Linked DNA regions of Homo sapiens: region 2 is linked to region 1. Evidence: read pairs that join two places in POLR2A ChIA-PET (ENCODE). Cell type or tissue: B cell. All regions are shown on one strand.

What was found. ChIA-PET counts read pairs that join two places held together with the same protein. Peaks named below come from ENCODE experiments on the same cell type or tissue, not always from the same donor. Only the 100,000 strongest peaks of a DNase experiment are listed, where the experiment ranks them.
Region 2: POLR2A ChIA-PET joins it to region 1 with 11 read pairs; 3 of 35 experiments call an interaction of 5 or more read pairs at or near these places.

Annotation. Positions count from the first base shown.
Region 1 is chr1:229,512,880-229,516,879 of GRCh38, forward strand. ABCB10 (ATP binding cassette subfamily B member 10) reads right to left here. Exons shown (of 13, transcript NM_012089.3): 13 at 3,703-4,000. NUP133-DT (NUP133 divergent transcript) reads left to right here. Exons shown (of 3, transcript NR_110630.1): 3 at 1,099-1,208. Among named protein-coding and RNA genes, the nearest start is that of NUP133-DT, 6.4 kb to the left of the region's middle. In B cell, CTCF peaks have their summits at 2,018 (motif pointing left) and 2,218; a DNase peak (open chromatin) is centred at 1,972.
Region 2 is chr1:230,303,991-230,307,990 of GRCh38, forward strand. No RefSeq gene overlaps it. Among named protein-coding and RNA genes, the nearest start is that of PGBD5, 120 kb to the right of the region's middle. RefSeq lists a silencer at 2,322-2,411. In B cell, no CTCF peak of the experiment used is centred here; a DNase peak (open chromatin) is centred at 2,381.

The sequences.
Region 1 (4,000 bases):
CCAGCCACTCGGGAGGCTGAGGCAGAAGAATCACTTGAATCCAGGAGGCGGAGGTTGCAGTGAGCTGAGATTGCACCACTGCACTCCAGCCTGGGCCACAGAGTGAGACTCCGTCTCCAAAAAAAAAAAAAGAAAGAAAAAAATACAAAAATTAGCTGGGCATGGTGGGTGCACGCCTGTAATCCCAGCTACGCAGGAGGCTGAGGCAGGAGAATCGCTTGAACCCAGGAGGCAGAGGATGCAGTGAGCCGAGATTGGCCACTGCACTCCAGCCTGGGCAACAGGGCAGAAAAAAAAAAATAAAATAGTAGCAGTTCATATTGAAAAGGCTATGGGGAAACAAGCACTGCTTACATATCTATCTGGTGGGACTGTAAAAGTACAATCTTTTAAGAGGACAATTTCTATTAAAAAGCCTTATAATTACTTGGCAATTTCACCTTAGAAATTTATGTGAAAAAGTCAAATAACAAAGACAGTATTGTTTATAATAGTGAAGGAGGTAGAAAGTAACATAGATGGCCAACTATAGATTTATAGTGCATCCACATTATGGAAAACCGAAAAAAAATACAAAGGTCCTGAGTCTGAAAAAAAAAGCATTATGAAAAGCTATATTTAAAAGAATACATATGGATGTGAGTAATGAACACTTAACAATGTAGGAAAATATTCATGCAAATTTTCTAAAAAGCAGTTTGGTTAAAAATAGTATGTGCAGAGAATTAGGTCAAAGTTGCAGTTATGTAAGATGCGGAAGTCTAGAGATCTAATGTACAGCATAAGGATTATAGTTAACAACATTGTATTATATCCTGAAAATTTGCTGAGAGGAGATTTTATAGACTCTTTCCTCAAAAAAACCGAAAAAAGGTAACTATGGAAGATGAAGGATAGGATAATTTGCTTGACTGTAGTTTACTGTGCATATACATATCAACATCATGTACACCTTAAATATATAGAATAAAAAATAGTGTGTGCAGTGATACGGTTCAGGACCTACCACCCCAAAATGTGGCACCTTGGCATTTGAGAACACAGTAGAAGCAGGAAGATCATTCTCTGACCTTCTTCCACCCTTCTCCCCTAAAACAGGTCTTAAGACCCTCATTTGAGAGATGCCTTCCCTGTACCTGGAGGAAAGAAACATCTTTATCTCTGAAGACACAGGGCCACAGAGAAGAGTCTGAACAAACAGGCTTTACCAATTTCCCCCAGTTGTTACCGTTAGATCAGACCTTTGTCCAGTCATATCCTTCCACAAGTTGTCCACTCATCAACCCTAAGCATAAAAATGCACAAGTTTCCTTGTTTGTTTGGGTCTTCATTTCCAAGGGCTCCTATGTCATGTTAAACTTTTAAATAAATTTGCATGCTTTTCTCTTGTGAATCTGGTTTTTGTTATAAGGGCCTTAGCCATGAACCTAAGATGGTAAGGGTTTCTTTTCCCCTACATGCAATATAAGTGGATTTAAATTTTATTAAAATAAATAGAAAAATACCTCCCCAGTGTAGACATGTGTGTATGTGTGAGGCGCCCAGGCAACTTGTGGTTCCACTTGGAGACGAGCCTCTCCTCTGTACGTCCTTCCCAAAATATCACCTTTGCAGTTAAGATCAAACTTTGATTTATGTGGGACTAACTAACAACTGCAGTCGACAATAGGAAAGCAGCCAGAATGATTCCCTGCCGACGTGGTGGAATTATTAGACTCCCATTCTCACAGCATGGTAATTAAAGTGTTAAAATGGAGAGGCACAGGACCAAGGAAGAACGCATCCAGAAATTACCCGCACCCAGTCATTTTCAGGGCACTCATCTAATCCTGTCAATGGAACTTTTTGAGATGGCTCTAAATTTCAGTGTGGTTTAGAAGTCCTTCAAGTAGTACGGAATTTTTTCACTGTCTCTGTCATCAGTGAGATTTCTGTCAGGCATCTCAGCTTGTAGGCCATGTAGTCTGTCACAACTCCTCCCCCTTGTGGCTGTAGGGTGAAAGCAGCCGCAGACAATTCCTAGAAGGAGTAGGCTGTTTATGGACACTGAAATTTGAATTTCATGTATTTTTAATGTGTCATGAGATATTCTCTCGATTTTTTTCCAACAATTTAAAACTGTAAAAACTATCCTTAGCCTGCAGGCTATACAAAAACAGCTGTTTGCCAATCCTTGCACTAGCTTTGTGAGGGAGGCACAGCTCGCACCCAGCACAGGACCTAGCAAAATCGAAGATGCTCAGTAAATGTTTATTGAATGAATTCAGTGGACAGATGACCAGAAAAACCCCATGATGCCTCAGAAATACACTCCAAAGGAACTTTTACAATGTAGTTTTCACATAGTTATTTCATTTATATTTGTTTTGTAACATTTGTACTGCTTTTCGCTTATTTACTTTTGAGACAAGGTCTCTGTCTCCCAGGCTGGAGTGCAGTGGTGCGATCTCAGCTCACTGCAACCTCTGCTTCCCAGGTTGAAGTGATTCTCCTGCCTCAGCCTCCTGAGTAGCTGGGATTACAGGCATGAGCCACCATGCCTGGCCGGGAATTCATCTTATTTTATAAAACTGCCAAAGTTATCAAAAATAAACTAAAACCAGGCCGGGCACGGTGGCTCACACCTGTAATCCCAGCACTTTGGGAGGCTGAGGCAGGCGGATCGCTTGAGCTCAGGAGTCGGAGATGAGCCTGGCCAACATGGTGAAACCCTGTCTCAACTAAAAATACAAAAAGCAGCCGGGCATGGTGGCGCACGCCTGTAGTCCCAGCTACTCCGGAGGCTGAGGCAGGAGAATCGCTTGAATCTGGGAGGCAGAGGTTGCAGTGGCCAAGATCGCGCCACTGCACTCCAGTCTGGGCAACAGAGTGAGACTCTGTCTCAAAGGAAAAAAAAAAAAGATGGATTCCCAAAATGGAGCCCTACTTTTATAAGAATGCATTTACAAGGGTTCGACCTACAATGGTTTAACTTGTGATTATTCTTCGGGAACCTGTCAGGCCCAGGGTCAGGGGAGACCTTGAACATACAGACAAGCCTGGGACGGTATATAACAAAATGCTGAGCTCAACAATGCGAAAATTTTCTTTTGAGTTTCTTCTTGCCTGAAACTGTGTATGTCATTAATGCTGAATTAATTCACAACTTGCCTACGCTTATTTCCTCCTCTGTGAAATGGGGAAGATAAATATTTGTCTAAATTACAGGCTTGTCAAAGTATCAAATGTAACATGCAAACACTCTGGAAACAAAAAAGTGATACCAGAACACAGTGTTACAACTACACCTCTTTATGATCCCTAGCTGCATTCTTGTTATTAATTTTCCCCTGCCTTCCCACTCCTTCAAAACTAGAAGCTCCTTGAGGGCAGAAACTGTGGCTTACTCATCTATCAACTTCACAGCACAGTTCCTTGTCCCTGATGTAGGTAGGAGATACTTATTTACTGCAGTGAAACAATTAAACAATATTTGTAAGTAGCAAACAAGTGATGACATTCAACAAACTTGGTAAGGAGGAATGAATGGAACTTTTAATTACAACATGTTTTTGGATATGTGTAATGTTAGTCTTTTCTTTATTCCTGAATCTCCACAGCCAAATTCTACTAAGAAACAATGTAGTGAGAAGTTTTATAAGAAATGACAGACTGCATCTTTGGTTCCTGGGTCATAAAAAAAAAAAAAGTGACAGACACAGATAAAGTTCACTATAAATTTTAATCTATGATATAAAATATTACCTAAAGATAAAATTGAACATCATGTATCAGAAAATAAAACATAACAATGAAATGCAATTTCGTAAATACTTCTATGGCACAAGGATTATTTTCCTCAGATTCAACCTTGTAATTGTGTTGTTTGCTTTCTGAAAATCACACTTTATAAAGAACACAAGTAGAGCTTGTTAAAAATGATTGTCACAGATGTACTGTTTACTAATTCAAAGAACACTATATTCATTCATATCAATTTTATTCATTAATTATGAACAAT
Region 2 (4,000 bases), 790 kb after region 1:
CTTCATACCCACTCAGAATCAAAGGGACAATAACAACTGTTGGCGAAGATGAGGAGCAATTGGAACCCTCATTCATTGCTGGTGAGATTGTGAAACGGTGCATCCGCTTTGGAAAACAATCTGGCAGTTCCTCAAAAGATTAGCTGTGGAGTCACCACATGACCCAGAGATTCCACTCCCTGGCCGTCTCCCAAGAGAAATGAAAATATATTAAATCCACACAAAAACTTGTACACAAATCCCATAGCAGCACTATTTGTGATAGCCAAAATGTGAAAATCAACCAAATGTTTATCAACTGATGATGGGTGGATAAATAAAATGTGATGTATGCCTACCTGGGAATATTATTCAGCCACAAGATTGAAGTACTGATGCACGCCACAGCATGGAAGAATCTAAGCAAAAGTAGCCAGCCACGAAAGGCCACATGTTATACAATATCACGTATATGAAATGTCCAGGATAAGCAAATCCGCAGGGACAGAAAGTGGATGAGCTGTTCCCAAGGGTTAGAGGGCGAGGGAATGAGGGGTGAGGAGTGGCTGTTGACGGGGATTATTTGGGGAATAAAAAAGATGTTCTAAGATTAGATTATGGTGATGATTACACAACCTCATAAATATACTAAAAACCACTGAACCTTACGCTTCAAATGGGTAGGCTTTTTGGTTCCTAAATCATATCTCAATAAAGCTATTATGTAAAAGTGAATTTTTAAGCTATTTTTTATTTTACAGTTTATATGTTTGATAGTACAATTTACATAATTTATCATGCATGTTTATATCTTAATAAAAAAAAGAAAGAAGAACATATTGGGCCAGGCTATTAAGGAGTAGCATAAGGGAGTTTCTTTGGGGAGATAGGACAGTTTCACGTCCTGACTGAGGTGGTGATTACTGGAGTCTACAAGTGTGATTAAATGTCATATATCTATACACCAAGAGGAAGGGACGGAGTCACTTGAACCCGGGAGGCGGAGGTTGCAGTGAGCTGAGATTGTGCCACTGCACTCCAGCCTGGAGACAGAGAGAGACTCCATCTAAAAAAAAAAAAAAAAAAAAAAAGCCAGACATTCTAAAAGCTTATCAATGGGGGAATAATTTTGTTATCTTTGTACATATATACTATGGCATATATTACATCATTTAAAAATAGCGTAGACACATGTAAATAAAGATCAATGATAAGAGAAAAAGTGACAAATATGTATAATCTGATCCAATTAATGTTTTTAAAAAAGAAAAAGGCTGCATGTATGTAAAAAGGCCTAGAAAGAGCTCTGAATAAATTTATTTTGTATTGCTATAAAGGAATATCGGACACTGGGTAATTTATCAGTAAAAGAGGTTTATTTGGCTCACAGTTCTGCAGGCTGCAGAGAAGCATGGCACCAGCATCTGCTTCTGCTGAGGGTCTCAGGGAGCTTCCAATCATGGTGGGAGGGGAAGGGGAGCTGTCATGTCATATGGCAAGAGAAAGGGAGCAAGAGAGAAAGGGGAGGACATGCCAGTCTCTCTTTATTTTATTTACTTGTTTTTGAAATGGAGTCTCACTCTTTCACCCAGGCTGGGGTGCAGTGGCGTGAACTTGGTCCAGTGCAACCCCTGTCCGCCTCCCAGGTTTAAGAGATTCTCAGGTCTTGGCATCCCAAGTAGCTGGGATCACAGGCACCCACCAAGAAGCCCAGCTTATTTTTGTATTTTTAGTAGAGATAGGGTTTCACCATGTTGGCCAGGCTGGTCTTGAACTCTTGACCTCAAGTGATCCACCTGGCTGGGTCTCCCAAAGTGCTGGGATTGCAGGCATGAGCTGCCAAGCCTGGCCCCAAGCTCTTGTTTTTTGAGACAGAGTCTCGCTCAGTCACCCAGGCTGGAGTGCAGTGGTGCAATCTTGGCTCACTGCAACCTCTGCCTCCTGGGTTCAAGCGATTCTTGTGCCTCAGTCTCTTGAGTAGCTGGGATCACAGGCACCTGCCACCAAGCCCAGCTAATTTTTGTATTTTTAGTAGAGATGGGGTTTCATGATGTTGACCAGGCTGGTCTTGAACTCCTGACCTCAAGTGATCCTCCTGCCTCAGTCTCCCAAAGTGCTGGGATTACAGGCATGAGCCACCGTACCTGGCTTCAGGCTCTTTTTAAACAACCAAACCTAAAGGTAACTAACAGAATGAGAGCTCATTTATTGCGATGGGGATGGCACCAAGCCATTCATAAGGGATCCACCCCATGATCCAAGCACCTCTCATTAGACCCCACCTCCAACACTGGGGATCACATTTCAACATGAGATTTGGAGGTGACAAATATCCAAACTGTACCAAGCTCTGAAAGTAAAACTAAATTGATGCACAGTGCTTACCTCTCCTAGACTCAGAGGGCGGAAGTCAATGCCCTCTCGTGGTGGGGGTGGAGGAGGGAAGGAAGACATGTGAAGGTCAATTTCATCATTTTATGAAAAGCATGAATACTAACGAGAATTTCTTATGATGACATGTCCAAGTATCTTTTGCTATTTTTTTTTTTTTTTTTTTGAGATGGAGTCTTGCTCTGTCACCCAGGCTGGAGTGCAGTGGCATGATCTCGCTCACTGCAAGCTCTGCCTCCCAGGTTTACACCATTCTCCTGCCTCAGCCTCCCCAGTAGCTGGGACTACAGGCGCCTGCCACCATGCCCGGCTAATTTTTTGTATTTTTAGTAGAGATGGGGTTTCGCCATGTTAGCCAGGATGGTCTCAATCTCCTGACCTCGTGATCCGCCCGCCTCGGCCCCCAAAGTGCTGGGATTACAGACGTGAGCCACTGTGCCTGGCCTTGGTAATTTAAAAAAAAACAAAAAACAAAACAAAACAAAAAAACAGGTTGTGCCAACAGCAAAATGGGAAAGGCAAGGATGTTTATTGACAGTCATCTACAATGACGGGAGTTTCACTCGTTGGTATCACGGGGACGACATCAAAAGCATCTGTAAGTAGAGTTGATACAGCCTTCCAAGGGTGTATCCCCAAACCTCACCTCTAGCCCAACGTGAAGCATCACAAACAAGTCAATGCTTTTACAGTAAACATCCCTTAGTTTACTGAGAAAGAAAAATTTAAAGTCTGGGGCAAGGACACTTAAGCTTAAACAGTTGCAGGTTGATGGAACCTTTGTAACTGATGAAATCTATGGACTTCTTGCCAGAAAGAAAAAGAAAGTCACATATACATACACAAAACAATATTTTCCTTACAAGTGGAGCCCTGAATTCCTGCCCTACAGAAGAAATAATGATTTTCCTGCCCATGAGGCCCTTCAGCACTGGGGCTTAATCCACTTTTTTGACTCGTATCCAACTACTCCCCCCACCACCCAACCCCATTCATTCATTGGCTCCCTCCCAACACCTTAGCTCACTCCCTGTCTATGTCGAAGGCCTTCCCTCCCTCCACTTTCCTGGCTGGCTCAGCTTCCCTCAAGTCCTAGTTGTCTTCTGGTCACCCCCCTGGAACTCACCGCAGCACACTCTAGCCAATCATTTCTGCCTCTGCCTGGGTCTTACTGGTCACGGCATGCTGGCATTCAGGAAATAGTTAAAGCTGCTTCTTCCTTGAATGACTAACCAGGTGAATGAAAATGAATGACAGCAAGCAACTAATTGTCATTAAACAGTTAATAGAAGAAAGTTCATCTATGTTACCTTTGGGGATAGTTTTAAATAAGAGAGGCTTAGAGAGTGAAAGCAGAGAGGATCTAAGGTTGGGGCAGTGGTGGTAAGTGTCTCTTTTGGGTAGAGAGGATGCTCAGGGTCCTTCAGATCCCATCAGGGGAAGCAGTGCCTGCTGCCTGGGGTTCCTTCCAGCAGGCACTTGATCACAATGTCAATCAAGTCTACTGTCTGCAGGAGCAAAGGAAGAATCCATTATTTGTAACTCACCCCTCCTGTGGGAGCCAATCCTCAGATAATGCAGAAGCCCTGAGGGGTCCCTCTATCTGGGCTGCTATTTCTTGGCAAGATTC